Regions from separate parts of the Homo sapiens genome. Here region 1 is linked to region 2. The links are chromatin loops, found by intact Hi-C in ENCODE. Cell type or tissue: heart left ventricle. All regions are shown on one strand. Each heading gives the region's core, and the rest is flanking DNA. Links, peaks and the distances in the headings are about the cores only.

Region 1 (11,660 bases), core at 2,351-10,350, 51 kb after region 2:
ACTATAAAGCTAGTGAAATGAAAACAGTGAAGATTTTTCACTGACATAAATGAATAAATCAGTGGAAACTAACTGAGACACCCACGTGTCTATGAAAATTTAATATATCATAGAGCTGACATTTCATGAATGAGAAGGTAATGGAGTATTCAATACTGGCTTGAGACAATGACCATCTATTTGAGGAAATACTTAGAGGGGTTAATACACATCATTAAGTTATGGCCACTTTTACATATATTATCTGATATGGTTTGGCTCTGTGTCCCCACCCAAATCTCATCTCGAATTGTAATCCCCACATGTCAAGGGAGGGACCTGGGTGAGTCATGGGGGTGGATTTTCCCCATGCTGTTCTTGTTACAGTGAGTTCGTTCTGACAAGCTCTGATGGTTTAAAAGTGCGGCACTTACCCTTTGCTCTCTCTCTCTTCTTCCACCATTAAGACGTGCCTTGCTTCCCCTTCACCTTCCGCCATGATTGTAAGTTTCCTGAGGCCTCCCCGGCCATGCCGAACTGTGAGTCAACTAAATGTCTTTTCTTCATGAATTACCCAGTCTCAGGCAGTTCTTTATAGCAGTGTGAAAATGGACTAATACATTATCTCATTTGAACGTCGTATGAATTAACACTCTGAGGGGTAGGCATCATTACTCATTTTATAAATGAGGAACGAAGGGTCAAGGAAATGAAGAAATTCCACCCAGATCACACAGCTGGTACGTGCCAGAGACTGAAACCAGGTCCTCTGGCTTCAGGGCCAGCACTCTTTCCCTATACCACATGGCATCCCTCACATTCTTCCATTTTGTCAAAGAATTTCAGTGACTCCCCACCCTAAAAACCAAAATAAATTCCAGATGGATAAAAGAGATATTTGAAAAACATGTAAAGACTGTAAGAGAATATTTTATAATTTTGGGGGTGGGAACAACTTTCTTAAGCAAAATATAATATAAATTCTGTAAAGAAGAGAGCTCAGACATGATGATCTCAAAAATTTAAAGCTTTGTTATGACAAAGATGCCATAAACAAATATAAGATAACAGACTTGGAGAAAATTTTTGTCTGTAATAAATAGAAAAATTAATCATTTTAGAATAAATACAAATGGCCAATACCATCTGAAAAGTTGTACAAAGGCAACAGAAACAAGGGAAGCGCAAATTATATATTCTTAATACATATGTTTATATACCTAAAATATACAATATGAGCCAGGTGTGGTGGCTCACGCCTGCAATCCAGCACTTTGGGAGGCTGAGGCGGGTGGATCACCTGAGGTCAGGAGTTTGAGACCAGCCTGGCCAACATGGCGAAACCCTGTTTCTACTAAAAAAAAAAAATACTAAATTTAGCAGGGCATGGTGGCAGGCAACCATAGTCCCAGCTACTTGGGAGGCTGAGGCAAGGGAATTGCTTGAACCTGGGAGGTGGAGGTTGCAGTGAGCCAAGGTTGTGCCACTGCACTCCAGCCTGGGTGACAGAGCGAGACTCTGTCTCAAATAATAATAATAATAAAATATACAATATGGATATATTATATATGTATGTACTATATATGTAATATTTTAATTATAAATATAATGTATTACATAACTATGTATAAATGTTTTTTCTCAAGACAGGAAAAATTCTATTTGGTTAATATCCAATGACAGCAAAGGTAAGGAGAAGTAAGTACTCACAGATGCTGGTGGGATATATCTTAAAGTAGATAACATAGAAATCTTAGAGGCCTTCCTGGAACTGGGCTTAATCAGATGTCAGCATGGTGGATTAGCATGTAAGAATGGAGTTGCCTTAGCCTCTACAGATGGTGTGAAAACCTTTTTTGCTAAAATTTTATTTCTGTGTATCAATCATAGAGAAATATTCATATGCAGGATGAAAACAATACACAGATATTTATCTCGGAATGGTTTGCCATAAAGAAAAATTTGAAACACTCTAATCATTGATCATTAAAGGAATGTTTCAATTATAGCATATCCATAGGACATAATTGTTTGTGATAGTTAATAACATGTCAATTAATTTTTATGTATTGATATGGAATGACCAACAGGGCAAAGTATTACACAGGGGAAAAAAATTGCTTATTGCAAATCAATACATAGGGTATGATCGCATTTCTGTAAAAGAAAAAGTAAAGCAAAACTGTATCTTTACATAGGTATTGTTCTGGTTATCTACTGCAATATAACAATTCACCCCACAGTGTAATGGCTTAACACAGTGACATTTAATTTGCTCATGAATCTGCCATTTGGGCAGGGCTGGGAAGGGACAGTTTGTTTCTGCTCCACTGGGTGTCAGCTGGAAGCTGGGGCTGGTAGCGCCTTCAAGCGATCTTGCCCATGTATCTGATGGTTGGCACTAGCTACCAGTTGGGACCTCAGCTGAAGAAATGGCTGGAACACCTGTGTGCAGCCCTTCCAGGAGGCAGACTCCCAAGTGTGAGCATCCACAGACAGGAAGGGATCAGTCAGAAACTGTGATTGTTGCGCTGCCTTGGAAGTCTCATGGTGTCACGTCCCATGCATTCTCCACGTTAACCCAGGCATACAGGCTCCTCTGCAGTTAAGGGAGGGAAACCAGGCTCCACTCGGATGGGAGGAGTGTGAGGTTTGTGCACATTTCAAAACCACCCTAAAAGTGTGTGTATCATCTCATAGAAAAAGAGCTGTGGGCTGGTCATGGTGGCTCAAGCCTGCAATCCCAGCATTTTGGGAGGCCAAGGCGGGCAGATCGCCTGAGGTCAGGAGTTCGAGACCAGACTGGCCAATATGGTGAAACCCCGTTTCTACTAAAAATACAAAAATTAGACAGGCGTGGTGGTGCACACCCATAATCCCAGCTACTAAGGAGGCTGAGGGAGTAGAAGTGCTTGAACCTGGGAGGTGGAGGTTGCAGCGAGCCGAGATCCAGCCTGGGCAACAGAGTGAGACTCTGCCTCAAAAAAAAAAAAAAAAAAAAAAAAAAAAAGAAAGAAAGAAAGAAAAAAGAAAAAGAGCTGGAGAGATAGATGCCCACCAACCGCTGATGACTGTTGACTTGGGGAAGTTGGGAGGATTGGGAAATAGAGGTGGTGGGTGAATTGGTTAGTATGCAAACCCAGCTTGAACTAGCTTAAGAACAAAAGGATTTATTGACCTCCATAACTGACAGTTCCAGGGTTCATGTGGCTTCAGGGGTTTCAACAATGCCATCAGGACACTGTATTTCTCTCCATTTTCCAGGCTGACTCTCTGTGTGCTGGGTAAGATACCACCAGGTGTCCAGGCATACATCCTCATGGTTTAGCAGCAACAATGAAAAGACAAAAGGTATTTTTGCTGGTGGCTCCAGAAGAAAAGTCCCAGGAAAGATAGGTAGTGATGGATGTGGGGTACCTGCCCATTCATACCCTGGTCACTGTGGCCAGCAGGGTGGGGCACCTTAATGGACAGACCTTGGTCACATGCCTACCTCTTCAGCAACTGCTTGCCATTTTTGCTCTGATTTCTTTTGTGTTGACACACGGAGAATTCTCTTGTGTTTCCTCTTGGGTATGTATTTAAAACCTTTCCCTTCCCCCATATTTCATACAAAATTTGTATGTGTTTAGGGACTAGCCTAGTCCACCATGTTGAAACGATGCTCTTCATGGCTTCTATAAGATTGAGCAGACCAGCCTGGGCAACATGGTAAAACACTGTCCCTCCAGAAAATACAAAAAACTAATTAGCTTGGCAGGGTGGCGCACGCCTGTGGTCCCAGCTACCAGGGAAGCTGAGGTGAGAGGATCATCTGAGCCTGGGAAGTGGAAGCTGCAGTGAGCCAAAATCTTGCCACTGTTCCATAGCTTGGGCGACAGAGCGAGACCCTGTCTCCAAAAAAGAAAAAAAAGATTGATAGTACCAACTGACTTCCTGCTGTCTGGTTGATAGCCATTAGTTTCCAGATCTTTGTTTCTAGGTTTGACCCTCTGCTTTCCCTGCACTAGAGGAATGTTGGCCTGGCACCCTATAAAAAGATTTCAAGTCGCCCCATCATTGAAGAGAGGAACACAACGCCTTTGGTAATAGAACAATATTTTATCCCATGAACACACTGCAGTGACATAATTTCACAGTAAAGCCAGAAATGTCATTCATTAGCTTCTCCCCTATGCTGGATATTAAGAATATAAATAAAACTGTCATAAGAGTCATTCTACAAAATAACATTATAGAAATATAAGAGGAAATAAAATTAGTAAATCTGTCCATGTATTTTGGTTCCTCAAGAAACAGTATTCCTGGTATTATTAAATTTGTTCTTCTATGGTCTATTTATGTCTTATATTTTTCAAAATTTAGGTTGCACTGCATCCTCAGTGGCAGGAGTTGTAACCTCATGTAAGATCTGCCTCACACCAGTGTCCTGTGAGAGCTTATCACAGTCCTCCCGTGCTGCTTTCCTTTGACCTTTCTAGATCATTCCTGAAGTATGGAGCCACATGCAGTAAGCCTCACAAGCTGTTTCCTAATTGTCCTCACACATTCTATTCCCATTCCTCCCCTGCAGTGCAATCTAGCTGTTACTTCTGTAGACTGGGTTCTTAGCTGCTCATCTTTTTATTCTCCACATCCGACTTGGCACTTTCTAAAGAATTAACGTCTTGACTGGGCGCAGTGGCTCACACCTGTAATCCCAGCACTTTGGGAGGCTGAGGTGGGTGGATCACCTGAGGTCAGGAGTTCGAGGCCAACTTGACCAACATGGCAAAACGCCGTCTCTACTAAAAATACAAAAATTAGCCAGGCGGGTGGCTGTAATTACACGTGGCGGGTGCCTGTAACCCAGCTACTCAGGAGGCTAAGACATGAGAATCGTTTGAACCCAGGAGGCGGAGGTTGCAGTGAGCTGAGATCGTGCCATTGCACTCCAGCCTGGGAGACAGAGCAAGACTCCATCTCAAAAAAAAAAAAAAAGAAAGAAAAAAAAAAGAATTAAACTTCTTGGTCGAGTGTAGTTTTCAAAATTTGCAAAGTGAAATGGTTCTTACCAGCCTTCCAAGATGCCAAGGAAGGTCATCCTTGTATATCTTGACTTTCAACTACCTCATATTATTGAAGATCTTTGTGTCATAAAAGTATTTCATTGTTAGTTGACTTCTAATTTCTCATGTTTATGGAACAGATTGATGGTGCAAAGAGTCATAAATATTTTGAAAATTGTGTATATTGGCCATGGAAAACTATAATTTCCCCTCTTCCATCTAACTTTTACTTACTTTAAAATACAAAAATTAATTTCCATTCCCTGAACACATCCCAATTAAAGGGAAAAGAATTAAGCCAGAGCCAGTAGCTGTCAGGGTGGCACAAGCGTCTATTCAAACACAGCACCTATCAGGGCAAGTGTTTGTTTTTGGTTTTGGTTTTGTTTTTGAGACGGAGACTCGCTCTGTCGCCCAGGTTGGAGTGCAGTGGCATGATCTCGACTCACTGCAACCTCTGACTCCCGGGTTCAAGTGATTCTCCTGCCTCAGCCTCCCGAGTAGCTGGGACTACAGGCAAGTGCCACCACGCCTGGCTAATTTTTTGTATTTTTAGTAGAAACGGGGTTTCACCATGTCGGCCAGGATGGTCTCAACCTTCTGACCTTGTGATCCACCCGGCTCAGCCTCCCTAAATGCTGGGATTACAGGCTTGAGCCACCACACCTGGCCGGGGAAGTGTTTTTAAAATGGAAAGATTTGCTCTAACATAGCACCTGACTGTCCACAACAGACTCCAGCAGCTCAGTGTCCACCACACCATCTACCCCTTGGCCACGGTGAGCCTCGTGGATGGGTCTCCACCTGGTCCGCACTGTGTCTGAACACATCTGTGCTGCAGAGAAAAATCCTTGCTGCGGTGTCCTCATTGCTCTTCCGATTCCTGAATTTTCTGACACTTCTCTTATCTTTCCTGTCTTTGCTTGAGACATAGTCAATTATTGTTACTTGCAACCAAAAGATGCTCAAATAATAGAGAAAATAAGTATTTATCTAACAATTTCTTATGTTAAATAAACACTTTGGGAGACAGCAAACTGTTTCCAGGCATCTTTGTAAATGGATACATTGTTAAACTCTGTGATTGATCATTACATTTGTTTTTATAAAATTTTATAATAAAAATTTTATAATAAAAATAAAATTTATTAAATGTAATAAAAATATTACATTAATGTCTCAAATATTACATGTCTCAAATATGTAATGACATTACATGTCATTACATGTCTCGTTACATTACATGACATTACATGTCTCATTACATTAATGTCTCAAATATTAATCATTTAGAAATATTGCATTTCCAATGGCATACAGATTTATCCAAAAATATTCCCTTCACACAAATCAAACTGAAATTCCCTTTTAGGTGTGTTTTTAGAACTGGTTTCCAAGTTAGAAAAGAAAATGTTTCATGTTTAAATGTCAATTCTTGGATTCAGGCTTTACTCTACACGTCTTTATTAAAGGCCTATGGCTTAACACGAGAGACCCACGGTTCCTAACGTCCACATAAATGAGAACAGGTGCACCCATGAAACAGCATGGCTGATGAAGCGGGGGAGTGGCTCTGGCCTGGAGTAACAGCACTTCATCCTGCCGGCAGCCCCACCACCAACTCACGGAGTGCCTTTGAGGAAGTGGCTTCATCACCCTTGGGCCTCGGTTTCCTCACCCACACAGTGAAGAGATTGAATGAGATTTTCTGCCTACTCTGAATTCAATCAAGAGGTGAGTCAAAAGGAAGTTTAGTAGGCTCTGATTGCTACTAAAAATAAAAATTCGATGTATTTACTTCTGTGTTCTACAACGAGAAATGGAATTGTTTATAGAAAAGCAGCCATGGAGGACTTCCTCCTCGTGCAGCAGGAACCTGGCAGTGACCGCTAACATGCTAAGGGTGGACTTGATTCTCTTTAGCTGTAAGGAATCACAAGTCCATTTTTTAAGAATACATGTGTTAAACTAGAATAATTTGACCAAAAATATTACTCAAATTGTTATCTGTACAGTGCTCTAGCATTTCTGAAGTATTTTCAGACATTAACAAGTCTGGGCCTCCACTCCTGGGATGGGCATTATCACTGTCCTTATTTTGCTTCTGAGAACATTGGGTACAGAAGAGTGACTTCCTTGAGGTTAACCTGTGATAAACTAGTCCTGATTCAAATCTGACTTTGACTCTCATGCTGATTCTAGCACCGTGCATGGCTCCTAGTGAATTGCTTAAAACCTTGCAGGTAGGCTGGGCACGGTGGCTCATGCCTGTAATCCCAGTACTTTGGGAGGCCGAGGCGGGCGGATCACCTGAGGTCAGGAGTTCAAGACCAGCCTCACCAACATGGAGAAACCCCGTCTCTACTAAAAATACAAAATTAGCCAGGTGTGGTGGCGCGTGCCTGTAATCCCAGCTACTCGGGTGGCTAACGCAGGAGAATTGCTTGAACCCGGGAGGCGAAGGTTGCAGTGAGCAGAGATTGCGCCATTGCACTCCAGCTTGGGCGAAACTCCATCTCGAAAAAACAAAACAAAACAAACAAACAAAAACCTTGCAGGTAAATTACAATCCTAAAATTCACTGTAGGGCAAAACAAGAAACTTGAAGTAAGCATCCTGGTTTACCTGGAGGAAAATCAGAAGCATGAGAACTTGGTAGTGCAAATACCCGTGGCTCCTGCAGATCCCTTCATTCAGGCAAAGAAGCCCAGCAATTAAGACTTTTTCGCTCTCTCCTCCCGTGAGACCATGAGCGTTTCTTTCACCTTCTATGGCTTTCTCAGTTGTAAGACCCCCACAGAGCTGGGAGGACAGCACACTCCTGGCATGTTAGGCGTTCAGGGAAGACCAGCAGCAACGCCAGGTCCTGACCATGAGGAGGCCTCCGGGTGCCAGGCGGTGGTCAAGGATGCTGGTTTTGGAGCCAGATGCAGGGCGTTGGCCTTGTGCAAGTCAGGTCCCTGGCTGGAGTCTCAGCACCTTCATCAGGAAAAGCAGCCATTTTTTGGCAGGGTTGTCATAAAATATGAAGTATGCAGTGCTAGCAATGTCTAGCATATAGGAGGCAATAAATGGTGGCTATATTGATATACATACACCACGACACTGAGTACCTTTATTTAAAGTTGCCTGCTGAAACAAGCATTTTCTTGTTTCGTAGAAAATTCTACTTTAATATAAAATATTATACCATTGAAGAGTTTGGATGTGTAACTTGTGATGCCTTAGAAAAATATCCTAAGGGGCTAGGTGCTGTAGCTCATGCCTGTAATCCCAGCACTTTGGGAGGCTGAGGCGGGTGGATCACCTGAGGTCAGGAGTTCGAGACCAGCCTCACCAACATGGAGAAACCCCGTCTCTACTAAAAATACAAAATTAGCTGGGTGTGGCGTGGTGGCGCCTGCCTGTAATCCCAGCTACTTGGGAGGCTGAGGCAGGAAAATCTCTTGAACCCAGGAGACGGAGGCTGCAGTGAGCCAAGATTGCGCCATTACACTCCAGCCTGGGCAACAAGAGCAAAAATCCGTCTCAAAAAAAAAAAAGGAAAAAAGAAAAAGAAAAAAATCCTAAGCACAAAATAAATTTTTCTAACCACTTCAAAAAAAAAAAAAGAAAAAAAGAAAATTTCTACTTTAGCCAGGCACGGTGGCTCACACCTGTAGTCCCAGCACTTTGGGAAGCTGAGGCAGGTGGATCACCAGAGGTCAGGAGTTCAAGACCAGCCTGGCCAACATGGTAAAACCCTGTCTCTACTAAAAATACAAAAATTAGCCGGGTTTGGTGGCACACGCCTGTAATCCCAGCTACTCGGGAGGCTGCAGCAGGTGAATAGCTTGAACCCAGGAGGCGAAGGTTGCAGTGAGCCGAGATCGTGCCATTGCACTCCAGCCTGGGCAACAAGAGCAAGACTCTGTCTCAAAAAAAAAAAAAAAAGAAAAGAAAAAAGAAAAAGAAAAATTTTACTTTAATGGAGTTTACTGGCTCCAGTCAAGATTTAACCTGGGCTGGGCGTGGCGGCTCACACCTGTAATCCCAGCACTTTAGGAGGCTGAGGCGGGCGGATCACGAGATCGGGAGTTTGTGACCGTCTGGCCAACATGGTGCGACTCTATCTCTACCAAAAATACAAAAAAATTAGCTGGGCGTAGTGGTGCATGCCTCTAATCCCAGCAACTCGGGAGGCTGAGGCAGGAGAATCGCTGAACCCAGGAGGCAGAGGTTGCAGTGAGTTAAGATCAGGCCACTACACCCCAGCCTGGGTGACAGAGCAAGACACCGTCTCAGGGGAAACAAAAAAAAAAAAAAAAAAGATTTAACCTGTTACTCAGTTTGTAGTAGCTTCTTTTCAGATTGGGGTTTTTAATTGGAAAAATACCAACCCCATCTTTATGAACAGTCAAGTAATACAGAGTATTTGAGGTAAGGAAAGAGAACTGGCCTAATGATTTTCTTCATTCCAGTTATAGAATTCCTCTCATTCTTTTGGTGGCACAGGGGGCACAGCTCACTAATGTTTGGTTTGTTAGAAAAAAATGTAATAGTTGGATTCTCACTGATGAGCTGCTTAAAAAACAAAGACGGAATAGTTAAAATAAATACTCTGAAACAAAGCCCCTCATAAAAAGCCTCAGGAGGCAATTTTGACTTAGTAACACAACACACATTTGCTCTCCCACCTCCTTCCCATTAGCGGTGTCTTCCTAAGCCCTCCACGAGTTCACAATGAGAGCCTGTGCAGAGAACACGAGTGCCTCAAGAAATGCAGTCACGGACTAGCAATTTTTCCAGATTAAAAAAACCCCGGAAATCTAGCCCCCAAGGTGCTGAGAACTGCCTGGACTCTGCGATGAAAGAGGCACATTCTACACGCTAAAATGGAGAGGGAGGCAGACAGTATCAATAAAACCTCTCTCCATATATGCCAAGGATTCTAGAGCCATAAATTACATTAGATAGAAGGAAAAAAGCTAGATGTCCTCGAGAGCACATCATGTCTTTAGAAGTGCACAGATGAAGCTCTTAATCATTTTGCCTAAGAAAAAGATTTAATACTTTAATGAAATATTGAAGTGTTCAGGTAAGTTCCAGGTAACTTATTACCTGGAACACTACATAAATGTGAACTACAAAAGGATATCACAACTAAATGTGTACTCTTTCTAAAATAATATATAATAAGAGGAAATGGCTTTTACTTTGATAAATGCTTTATTCAGCATTGGCAACCACCGACAGTCTCAAGTATTGAGACAACTCACATAGCTCTAATCACACCAAAAGAGAACCACCAGCCAACGTCCCAGTCACTGGCAAGTGCGTGCCTGCAGGTCTGTGACTCCTGCAGCACCTCTCTCAGCACCTGGGGAGCCTGTCCCAGGAACACCATGGCTGCTCAACACTTCCTTGAACATACAACGTTTCTTTAGTCCAGTTTACAATAGAAAGTATTATATCATAACGAAAACACTTTGGACCCTTTATCTGAACTGTAATAACTTGGTTATTATACAACAAATATGCATTGAACATCTAAGTAAAAGCAACTGTTCTATATTAGATCGCTTTTCAGTAATCTATTTTTCAAAAAGAATTCAGTACCATTTTTGTCCTCATGTCGGGATTCCAGGATCTTTCTATTGTATCTAATCATGATCTAAATCCCAAATCTTGAGTGTTTTAAGTACTTATCTGTGATTTTTTTTTAATGTCCACTGGAAATAACAAGAGTGATTTAAGACTGCCAGTCCAACACGACTCTGTATTGTATCTATTTTTTTTTAAAGAATAAGTGGCTACCCACCTGTCCTTATGAGAAACTTGAAGAAAGCTAGAGAAAAATTATCCAACATTTGAATATGCCAGTGCATTTATTTATTGGAACCACCCTCTGTGAAACATACTTTAAAAGTGTAGAACTATAGACCAACTGTTAAGCAATTTATTCAAGATCAAGCCCTTAAAGGACAGGGCTGGGCTCCTAGATTGCAAGGCTTGGCCTCTGAGCCATCTCTCTTCACCAGTTGTCTACACCAAAACTGAATATGAAGAAATCCAGGATGAGCAACTGCATTTCATTGAATCTTCATTTCTATAACTTAATTTGCATTATTACCTCCAATTAATATAGAAGTGAAAAATTAGCATGAAATTTTATATAAGCAAAGACTCAAGCTATTTTTATTGTCACTGGATGTTTATTAAGTATTTTAGTTTCATAACTTATTTTCATAAACCTTTTGTTCACTATTTGTTTGGGTAAATCTCATCAAATTTAAACACCCGAGACTCTTAAATGTTCTGGAGTTTTGTGGGAAAATAAACACCTATTTGTAAGTATTGATATGTAAAAAGTTCAAATTTTAGTATATGACCAACTACAATTTGCATTTCTCTACCAAGTAACCCTCTATAATGGAATTTCACTGTAAAACAGACACTTATGTCCAGCACAAATAAAGTTCACAATAATTGTTTATCACAAGTAAACAATCAGCAAACTTAATGTTTTACTTATAATAAATACATGCCATATACTTAGATTCTAGAAAGTCATCACTCACTACTTCTTTGTGGTAGGTAGCTTCACAGAGACTGTGAAACAGATCATGGAAAGAAACTGATTTTACCATGTGC
Region 2 (11,660 bases), core at 1,265-9,264:
CTTTTCTTAAATTACCCATTCTCTTGTAGTTCTTCACAGCAGTGTGAAAACAGACTAATACAGGAAATTGATACTGGGAGCTTGGGGAGCTGCTACAAAGATATTTGAAAATGTGGAAGTCACTCTGGAATTGGGTAACAGAGGTTGGAACAGTTTGGAGGGCTCAGAAGAAGACAGGAAGATGTGGGGAAGTTTGGAATTTCCTAGAGACTTGTTGATTGGTTTTGACCAAACTGACCATAGTGATATGAACAATGAAGTCCAGGGAAGTGGTCTCAGATGGAGATGAGGACCTTCTTGGGAACTGGAGCATACGTTACTCTTGCCATGCTTCAGTAAAGAGACTGGCAGCATTTTGCCCCTGCCCTAGAGATCTGTGGAACTTTGAACTTGAGAGAGATTATTTAGGGTATCTGGCTGATATGGTTTGACTGTGTCTCCACCCAAATCTTATCTTGAATTCCCATGTGTTGTGGGAGGGACCCAGTGGGGGGTAATTGAATCATGGGGGCAAGTCTTTCCCATGCTGTTCTCATGATAGTGAATAAGCCTCATGAGATCTGATGGTTTTTAAAGAGGAGTTCCCCTGCATAAGCTCTCTCTCTTTGCCTGCTGCCATCCATGTAAGATGTAACTTGCTCCTCCTTGCCTTCTGCCATGACTGTGAAGCCTCCCAGCCATGTAGAACTGTAAGTCTATTAAACCTGTTTCTTTTGTAAATTGCCCAGTCTCAGGTCTGTCTTTATCAGCAGCATGAAAATGGACTAATACACTGGTAGAAGAAACTTCTAAGCAGCAAAGCCCTCAAGATGTGACCTGGCTTTTTCTGAAGGCATACAGTCATATGGGTTCACAAAGAGATGATCTGAAATTGGAACTTATGTTTAAAAGGGAAGAAGAGGATAAAAGTTTGAAAAATTTGTAGCCTGACCCTGTGGTAAAAAAGAAAAACCCATTTTCTGAGGAAAAAGTCAAGTCACCAGCTGCAGAAATTTGCATAAGTAAAGGGAAGCCAAATGTTAATAGCCAAGACAATGGGAAAAATGTGTCTAGGGCATTTCAAAAATTTTCAAGGCAGTCCCTCCTATCACAGGCCCAGAGGCCTAGGAGGTAAAAATGGTTTCATGGGCCAGGTCCAGGGCTCTACTGCTGATCTGTGCAGCCTCAGGATTTGGTGCCCTGTGTCCCAGCTATTCCAGCTACAGCCATGGCTAAAAGGGGCCAAGATACAGCTTGGGCCATTGCTTTGGAGGGGGCAAGTCCCAAGCCTTAGCAGCTTCCACATGATGTTGGGCCTGCAGGTGCACAGAAGGCAAGAGTTGAGGTTTGGGAGCCTCCGCCTAGATTTCAGAGGATGTATGGAAACACCTGGATTTCCAGGGAGACTTCTGCTGTAGGGGGTGGAGCCCTCATGGAGGACCTCTACTAGGTTAGAGCAGAGGGGAAACATGGGGTTGGAGCCCCCACACAGAGTCCCCACTGTGGCACTGCCTAGTGGAGCTGTGAGAAGACAGTCACCATCCTCCAGACCCCAGAATGGTAGATCAACCAACAGCTTGCAATGTGCACCTGAGAAAGCCACAGAAGCTCAACACCAGCTCATGAAAGCAGCTGTGGGGGTTGTACCCTGCAGAGCCACAGATGTGGAGCTGCCCAAAGTCTTGGGAGCCCACCCCTTGCATCAGCATACCTTGGATGTGAGACATGGAGTCAAAGGAGATCATTTCAGAGCTTTAAGATTTAATGACTGCCCCACTGGGTTTTGGACTTGGATGGGGCCCGCAGCCCCTTTGTTTTGGTCAATTTCTCACTTTTGGAATGGAAGCATTTATCCAATGCCTGTACCCTCATTGTATCTTAGAAGTAACTAACTTGTTTTTGATTTTACAGGCTCATAGGCAGAAGAGACTTGCCTTGTCTCAGATGAGACTTTGGACTTGAAGTTTTGAGTTAATGCTGGAGTGAGTTAAGGCTCTGGGGGACTGTTGGGAAAGCATGATTGGTTTTGCAATGTGAGAAAGACATGAAATTTGGAAGGGGCCAGGGGTGAAATGATATGGTTTGGCTCTGTGTCCCCACCCAAATTTCATCTTGAATTGTAATCCCCAGCCAGGCTTAGTGGCTCACACCTGTAATCCTAGCACTTTGGGAGGCCAAGGCAGGTAGATTGCCTGAGCTGAGGAGTTCGAGACCAGCCTGGGGAACATGGTGAAACCCCATCTCTACTAAAAATACAAAAAATTAGCTAGGTGTGGTGGTGTGTGCCTGTAATCTCAGCTACTCGGGAGGCTGAGACAGGAGAATCACTTGAATCCAGGAGGTGGAGGTTGCAGTGAGCTGAGATTGTGCCACTGCACTCCATCCTGGGCAACAAGAGCGAGATTCTGTCTCAAAAAAAAAATAGAATTGTAATCCCCATATGTCAAGGGAGGGACCCGGTCGGAGGCAATTGCATCACGGGGGCAGTTTCCCCCATGCCGTTCTCATGATAGTAAGTGAATTCGCATGAGATCTGATGGTTTAAAAGTGTGGCACTTTCCCCTTCATCCTCTCTCTCTCCTGCCACCATGTGAAGAAGGTCCTCACTTCCCCTTTGCCTTCCACTATGATTGTAAATTTCCTGAGGCCTCCCCAGCCATGTGGAACTGTGAATCAATTAAACCTTTTTTTCTTCATAAATTACCCGGTCTTAGGTAGTTCTTTATAGCAGTATAAAAATGGACACTTTGTTCCTTTTTTTATATTGAATATGGTCAGTAGACTCCTAAGTAATGGGGATTAAAAATGTGTAAATGAGAAATTTCTGCTTCCAGTAATGACTGAATGGGTAATTTGGACCAGACTCTCTGTGGAGCACTACTAGAAAAGCTGGCAAAACATGCAAACATCTGCTCTGTGGTACGGGTGTGTAAAATGGTCAGGCCAATGAGTAGGCCTAGGGAGGGGAATCTGGTGCTCAGGAAGTTGAAAAAACGTAAAATAAACACAGAGAAGCTAGATGGAAGAACATAATAAAGACAATAATAGAAATTTAAAAATATTAACACTCAGTAAAGAGAATCAAGAAAACTAAAACTTGGTTCTTGCAGAAGTCTAGCAAAATAAATAATCCTCTGGCAAAAGTGACCAAGAAACAAGTGGCAGGGAAGTGGGGGTGGGGGACACAAAATAATATTCAACATCAAAAATGAAAAGGGAGCATATCTACAAAGCCTGCAGAATTAAACATGGCAACAAGAGGATGTCATGCGTAATTTTATAATTATTTGAAAATTAAATGAAGTAGACAAGTTCCCATAAAGTTACAACCTACTGTTGGTAGAACTTAACCCTTTACTGTTCGCCTGAGCATACTCGCTGGCTATGTTTGTGGCTGCAGCATTTACCCCGAGATAATTCTCCACAAAATATCTCACTTTTATTATTATCTTTGCATAGCTCGAATGTATCAACTTTGGAAACAAAATACATCATTCTATTTATAGCATTCTGCTTTTAGTAGTGGTATTTTCCATTTACAAAATACAATAATCCTCAATTGCTGAAAATGTCAAATCCTAGAAAATGTAGAATTCCTACACGTGATGTTAACGTGGTTCTCACAGTTGTTGCTGAAGATTCATTTGATAAATCCGATTTTTCTAAAATAGATGATTCTGATGATGCAGATGATTCTGATGTTAGTTCTGTTTCGAAATAACTCCAAGAACAGTTTTTATATTTTATTTTCACATTGAAAATCATTTAGATTTGCTCCAGCCTCAAAGAGCGTGTTTATGTAAAAGCAAATGAGCGCTGGCAGTGAGCTGGACTTTATTTTTCTAAATGGAAAAGGGGTTAACTTACTTATGACTTCTACCAAACATTTAAGGAAGAAGCTAAAGCCAGTGCTGGGAAAAGAGGGGCCTGATCTCCGCTCGTCTTATGAAGCCGCAAGAGCTTTGATACTTAGTTCTTACCGTAAACTAAATGTTTGTGTCCACCCAAAATTCATACATTAAACCTAATCACCAATGTGATAGATAATGTTCAGAGGTAGGGCCTTTGGGAGGTCTTGAGCTCATGGGGCAGATTCCTTGTGAATGGGATGAATGTCCTTATAAAAGAGACCCCAGAGAGCTCCCTTGCCCCTTCCACCATGTGAGCACACAGCAGGAAGGCTCCATCTATGAACCAAGAAGCCCTCACCAGACACAGACTCTGCCAAAATAATTAAACCTCAGTCTGGGATTTCCCAGCCTCCAGAACTGTGAGAAATAAGTTTCTGTTGTAAAAAGACACCCAGTCCATGGTATTTTGTTATAGCATCTGGAAGACATTTAGACAGTTCTATACACAGTATTAACCAATTTAACTCAGCAGTAAATAAAAAGCGTAACACATTGTGATCAACCGTTGCTTATAGCAGAAATGCAAGGTTGTTTTACTATCCAGCAATCCGGCTGGGCATAGTGGCTCATGCCTGTAATCCCAAAACCCTGGGAGGCCAAAGTGGGAGCATCACTTGAGGTCAGGAGTTCGAGACCAGCCTGGGCAACATAGCAAGATCTCATCTCTACAAAATGTTTTTAAAGTTAGCCAGGTTCAGACCCGGTGCAATGGCTCAGGCCTGTAATCCCAGTGTTTTGAAAGGTCGAGGTGCAAAGATCACCTGAGGTCAGGAGTTCAAGACCAGCCTGACCAACATGGTGAAACCCCGTCTCTACTAAAAATATAAAAATTAGCCAGGCATAGTGGCAGGCACCTGTAATCCCAGCTACTCTGGAGCCTGAGGCAGGAGAATCGCTTGAGTGTGGGAGGCGGAGTTTGCAGTGAGCTGAGATCGTGCCATTGCACTTCAGCCTGGGCAACAAAAGCAAAACTTCATTTCAAAAAATAATAATACTGATAATAATAGTGATAAAATAAAATTAGCCAGGTTCAATGGCATGTACCTGTAGTCCTAGCTACTCAGGAGGCTGAGGTGGGAGGATTGCTCGAGCCCACGAGTTCAAGGCTGCAGTGAGCCAGGGAGCTATGACTGTACCATTGCACTACAGCCTGGGTGACGGAGTGAGACTCTGTCTCCAAAAGTAAAAAGACAATCAATATAATTGCATACATTAACAGAATAAAGGAGAAATATCATATGATTAGCTTAATAGATGTAGATATAAATAGATGCCTTCATTAAAAGTCAACATTTATTAATGATTTCTAGAAAATCTCATAGTAAACTTAAAATGGAAAGAAACTTTTATAATATGACAATAAGTATTTACAGAAAAAAAGTCTACCACAAACGTACTCAATTATGAAATGCTGAGAGCTTTCCCTTGAAGACTGTGAGAAGATAAGAATGCCTTCTCTCTCTTTCTCTTTTCAGCCTTGTTCTGAATGTCCTGCCAGTGCAGAAAGGTGTGAAAAAGATGCTAAATGTTTAAGTATCAAAAAGGAAGAAATAAAACTGCCATTTTCTCAGGAAATATAATTGCGTGTGTAGACCATCCAAAATAATCTACGAATAAATTATCAGAACCAGTAAATTGGTTTATTAGACATAAGACCAACAGGCAAAAATCAACTATATTTCCATATATCAATAATAAACAGTAAGAAAATCAGTTTTAGAAGAGCTAAAACAAGTTAAAATAGTATTGAAAGAACATCAAAAAGTTAGGAATAAATCTGATTGACACACAGTATCTCTAGATGGAAAACCATAAACTACAAGAGTGACAAATTGAAGAAAACCTCATAAAATGGAGAGTTTAACAAGAGGAAGCCTCGTTTTTGTAAAACTATCAACACTCCCTAAAGTATTCTACAGGTCACTGAAATCCCACCACAATTCAAACAGATCTGTTTGTGAAAAATGACAAGCTGTTTCAGAAAGCTTACGTGACTCACAGATCTTGGTTTTTGAACATCATTCTTCACTCTCAGGAACCTGGACTCTGTGGGAAAGAGGCTGACTTCAGGCCAGGCATGGAGAGAGAACAAAGTGGGCCTGTCACACCCTGGACAAAAACAATGATGAGGCAGGTCCAGAGGACATGGCACCAGTGTGTGGGACTCTCCTGCCTCATCTAGGACAATGCAAGCAGCAAAGTCCCCTAAGTTCACACTGATCAAAGTAACTAAACCAATAAGGGAGGGCCAAAGAACTCTTCCTTATCATAGAGAACTGTTTCCTAGGGCTGCTGTAAAAAACACCACAAACCCAGTGGCTTCAACAACAAAAACGTATTGTCTCACAGCTCTGGAGGCTGGAAGTCCCAGATCAAGGTGTCCGTAGGGTTGACTCCTTCTGAGGCTGGGGGATTATCTGTTCAAGCCTCTCTCCTTGGCTTGTAGATGGCTGCCTTCTCCTGGGCCTTCCTATCATCCTCCTTGTGTGTGTCTTTCCACCTAAATCTTCCCTTATTATAAGGACCCCTGTCTTGTTGGATTGGGGCCCACCCTAATAACCTTATTTTATCTTGATCACCTCTGTAAAGACCAAACTCCAAATAAGGGCACATGTTGAGGTGCTAAGAGTTATGAATTTGGGTGCTAGAGGTTATGAACACACAATTAACCCATAACACCAAGGAATAAATGTAGGAACAATGGGGTTAGAAAAATCATCATTTGAAAACCACCATGTTAACAATCAACTCAGATTAGAATCATCAACAAATGCTAAAACTAATGGATTAAAGAATGATGTGTAACAGTATATTTACATAGTATCAAAGTATCTCCCTCTCAGAATAAATACTAATTACAAAAGCAAAAAAAATATTACCTGTACAGAAAAGAGGACTGTCAGACATCTCCTTAACTGTGTGGCGCTGGGAAGCATGTGTTCCTGACGTTGCTCTGAAAAGGGCATCATCTCACTTCTGTGGTTCTCCTGCCAGAAATTCACAACCTCAGTTTAATCAGGAAGAAACATGAGACAACCCCTAGGTGAGGAAATGCTACAAAATCGTGGTCAAAATGTCAAGGTCTCAAAAGAGAAAGCCAGACTAAAGAATCCCCCAGATTAAAGAAAACTGAAGAGACCTAGGAAATAAGTACAACATGTGACCCTGGACTGGATCCTGGAGCAGAATGTTTTTGCATAAAAACATGTTATTGGAACAATTGATTGGTAAAACAATAAATAAAGTCTGAGGAATAGAAAACAGTATTGTACATGTATTATTTTTACATTCTTTTTCTGATTTTGATAACTGTGCCTGTAGTTACTAAGAGGATGTCTTTACTCTTAGTGCATACTTACTGGAATCTTTAGGGATAAAGGAACATCATGACTGTGACTTACTCTGAAATTGTCAGAAAAATAATGTGTATATTACATACATATGGAAGGAGAGAGACCATAAAGCAAGTATCAGCAATTGGCGAATCTAGGTGAAGTATCTACAGAAATTCTTTGTGCTATTCTTGCAAATTTTCTGTAAGATTCAAATTATTTCAACGTAAAAACTTACCAAATTTTTTTAAGTGAGTTATACAAAAATGCAAAGGCCTGGAAGAGCCTTGCAGGATCCAGGCAGGAGCTTGCTCTGCTGGGCAGTCGCACTGCCCAGAGCTGAAGGTCAGAGATGCCGTGGTGGAGGTGGAAGACCGTCTCAGCATGTCCTAGCTGTTATGACACAACACCACAAACCAGGTGGCTTCTAACCACGGAAATGTATTTATCGCAGTTCTGGGGACTGGGAAGTGGAAGATCAAGGTGCTAGCAGATTTGGTGTTGGTGAAGCCTGGTTCCTGGTTCAGGGAAGCCATCTCTTTGCTGTGACCTCACATGGCAAAAGGGATGTGGGAGCTCTCTGGGGCCTCATTTACAAGGGCACTAATCTCATTCCTGAGGATCTGCCCCCATGAACTCCTCCCTCCCAAAGGCCCCAGCTCCTCATTCTATCACATTGGGAATTAGATTTCAGCATATGAAATGTGGGAGGACACAAACGTTCAGACCATAGTGCAGACAAATAAAACACTGAAACAGAACAGACTCCAGAAACACACTGCATGGATGGCCTCCAGGGTTGTGACAGAGGTGGCCCCGCAGAGTGCAGGGAAAGGCAGGACTTCTAATACATGTGATGGGACAATTAAGTATTTATATGAGGTGAAAGAAAAGAGAAAGAGGGAAGAAAGGAGAGAAAGAAAGAGAAGGAAGGAAGGAAGGAAAAGAAGAGGGAGAAAGAAAGATTTAACCTCCACTTGCCTCCATACATAAAAATCAATACCAGCTTACCAAAATGTGAAAAGTGAAACAGTAATGTTTTGGTAAGAAAACACAGCAAAATACCTTCATGACCTCAGAGTAGGGAAGGACACTTTAAGCAGACACAAAAAACTCTACCATAAATGAAAAAGTGCAATTTTGGATGACATTTTAATGAAGAACTCTGTCCTTTATAAGAAGCCTTAAATGAGCAAAAAATCCAAGCCATAGAGTGGGAGAAGATATTTAACTGACAAAGAGATTGTATCTCAATGATACGAAGAACTCCCACAGATATGAAAATAACAGACAACCCCATAGAAAACCAGGAAAGACCTTCACAGGTGCTTTGCCAAAGAGAGTATTAAAGTTGCCAATCGCATATAAAAAAATTCTCACCCTCATTAAGATGAAAATGATTACTTTGAGATTCTACAACACACAGAGAATGGATAACATTAAAAAGAATGACGGTAATACATTGCTGTGGTCCAAATGTGTATTTCCCACCAAGTTCATTTGTTGAAATCCTAACCACCAATTTGACGGCATCTGGAGGTAGGGCCTTTGGAAGGTGGCTAGGTCATGAGGGTGGAATCCTCGTAAGTGAGATTAGTGTCCTTATATAAGGGTTGAGGGCCAGGCACAGTGGCTCACGCCTGCAATCCCAGCATTTTGGGAGGCCAAGGCGGATGGATTGCCTGAGCTCAGGAGTTCGAGGCCAGCCTGGGCAACATGGTGAAACCCTGTCTCTGCTAAAAGTACAAAAATCATCCAGGTATGGTGCCACATGCCTATAATCCCAGCTACTCAGGAGGCTGAGGCGGGAGAATCACTTGAACCCAAGAGGCAGAGGTTTCAGTGAGCAAAGATCATGCCACTGCACTCCAGCTTGGGCAACAGAGCGAGACCCTATCTCAAACAAAAAAAGAAGTGGAGGGGCTTGAGGGAGCCTGTTTGGTCCTTTATCCCTCATGCCATGTGAGGACACAGCAGTGAGGCACCATCTATGGAGCAGAGAGCAGCCCTCACCAAATGGCCTGCTGGTGCCCTGATTTTAGACTTCCCAACCTCCAGAACTGTGAGCAATGTTTCCATGGTTATAAATTACCCAGTCTAAGATCCTTTGTGATAGTAGCTTGAATGAACTATGACACACCTGTGGTGAGGTTGTAGGAAAACAGAAGCTTTCAGACACTGCTGGTGGCCTGTAAATTGGACTACCACCTTGGAAACTGTTTGACTCTACCTACAGAGGTTAAAGATACACACACCCACTTTCACAGCAATTTCCCTGCTAGGTAAATGCACAGCCAAGATTCATGAACATGTGTACCAGAGAAGGGCACTTCACCTCTATTGTGTTATTTCCAAGAGCCCAGAACCCCACTTCAATCGTGAGAAAACAGACAAACCCAGATTGAGGGACATCCTACAAAATACTGACCTGTTCTCCTCAAAACTGTCAAGGTCACTAAAAAGCAAAGAACATCTAGAAAACCGTCACAGACCAGAGGAGGCCAGGGAGACACGGTGACTATACATGAGGTTTCTGAATGGGACTGTGACACAGATAAAGGACATTTGTGAGAAGCTGACAAAACCCACATGACGTGCAGAGTGCATGGTCCATAGCAAGGTGGCATCACTGGTTTCTCGATGCACGATGATAACATAAGATGTTGCCAACAGGGGAAATGGGGTGTGGGCTCTCTATGCGAGAGCGCTCTGTACTATCTTTGCATCCTCTTTGTAAATCTAAATTCATTCAAAACTTAAAAATTTATTTTAATAACAGGTTAGTGGGCATCCACCTGTGTATAATTGGCTGTTCTCTTTGGGTCTAACTTAAGGAGACATTTTCTTTTCTCTCTCCACCTCCACCAATGTTGTGGATTATCTATTCAACGAAATTTCATGGAAATGTATTCCTCATCTCACATTGAGATCCATCCTAAAAGGATGAATCTATAGAAGGGATTTCCTACCGGCTTACATTGAGATGCCATTTCTGTTTCTCTCACCCTGGTGAACCTTCATGGCTTGAAGGAAAGGGGCAGAAACATTTATGGTGAGACTAGTGGAGCGTGTGGGGATTAGAGAAAGAGTTTTCCAAATGGAAAAGGTCTAAGAATTCTGATCAGTAAGAAAAACAGTAGAATTAAGGACATGGACTTTAAAGAAATACATAGCAACCTGAAGGTTTAAGCCATCTAAATAATTATAATTATTTCCCAGAGCAAAAATGTAATAGACAGGCCCATCTGTCTGAATCAACTTTTACAAAACCCAGGGAAGGATTTCTGGTCTGTTTTTTCTGTATGGAAACTCAGCCACAGAGCTCAAATAATTGCAGCTCCCAATACTGTAATCCTGCAGGGGCCCATTTGGGAAGTCCCTTCCAGTCACGGAAACAACAAATCAGGCTTTATACTGAATCCGATTTCCTTTAATGTGTGGTCATTTCCCAAAGGGATCAATCAGGCTCAGAAATGGCCACAGCTGACTGGGCCATGCTGAAGTCTGACCGGTCATCAGCACAAGAAAGGCTCCGTGTGCTCAATCCCCGACCTTGAGTCCCAATCCTCCTGTCTTGTCCAGCAGTCCCTGTTGGGGGTTTAATGATCAAATCTGACAGATACCACACCTGAGCACGCTGGGCAAAGGCGCCATCCCCAGATCACTTCAGAATGAGGAAACTGAGCTCAATTTTCAGTTCGGGGCCAGACAGAGCAAAGCATAGCCAAGAGAGGCAGAATTCTCTTTCCACTGTTACTTGGACTTTTTCACCCAAAAAGGAAGATCTGGCAAATTAATTTGCATCACGTGCCCTTGCAGGGATGCAGAGGTGAAGGATTTTCCTTGACTTCTGTTGCCATTGAGATACCTTCCATTAAGTGCTGCTTACAGATTCACAAATCTTTTACAGTCACATGACAGTGGATGAGGAGCCTTCTGTGGCTGATGTTTCATCTGTACATTCCCCGAGAGGGCAGCTGCAAACTTGAAACTGGACTTGCTCCAGTGGTTCCCAACTGTGTGCTAAGGAACACTGGTGAGACCATGGACTCCCAGGAGTGCCACAGGACAGTTTCTGCTTTCAGAACACACAATCACATTCCCGGAAACTAGTAGGCGATGCCATATCTTTGTGGAGCTGGGTTTTCCTCAGCTGCTACAAAAAAAACGAGAATCAAACAAAAGTCAAGGTGGACCAGGAAATGAGGGTGACTGTGTCCAGCGATTCCAGAGACGGGGGAATTGTGTGTGACCAGCAGGTGTGCTCACTCATGAGCCAGTGGCCCTGGCTATTTAAGGATGAAATGAAATATTTTCTTTTAGTTTGATTTACGTGTGTTATTTTTGTATATTATACCTGGTTGTGAGGACATGGATATTTATTAAGTTGTCTGAGCATTATTACTTAGTAAACAAAACTGTTAGGTATTACTTTTAT

What was found. Peaks named below come from ENCODE experiments on the same cell type or tissue, not always from the same donor. Only the 100,000 strongest peaks of a DNase experiment are listed, where the experiment ranks them.
Region 1: it touches region 2 in a loop (6-fold over the local background); 3 of 110 quality-filtered maps call a loop at or near these places.

The regions. Positions count from the first base shown.
Region 1 is chr13:110,721,896-110,733,555 of GRCh38, reverse strand. ING1 (inhibitor of growth family member 1) reads right to left here. Exons shown (of 2, transcript NM_198219.3): 2 at 10,217-11,660. Among named protein-coding and RNA genes, the nearest start is that of ING1, 14 kb to the right of the region's middle. RefSeq lists an enhancer at 6,789-6,928. In heart left ventricle, for the core only: no CTCF peak of the experiment used is centred there; a DNase peak (open chromatin) is centred at 6,625.
Region 2 is chr13:110,771,847-110,783,506 of GRCh38, reverse strand. It overlaps LOC107984613 (a long non-coding RNA gene), which reads right to left. Exons shown (of 2, transcript XR_007063873.1): 1 at 7,461-11,660; 2 at 5,162-6,877. Among named protein-coding and RNA genes, the nearest start is that of LINC00567, 35 kb to the left of the region's middle. In heart left ventricle, for the core only: no CTCF peak of the experiment used is centred there; no DNase peak of the experiment used is centred there; H3K27ac peaks cover 316 bases.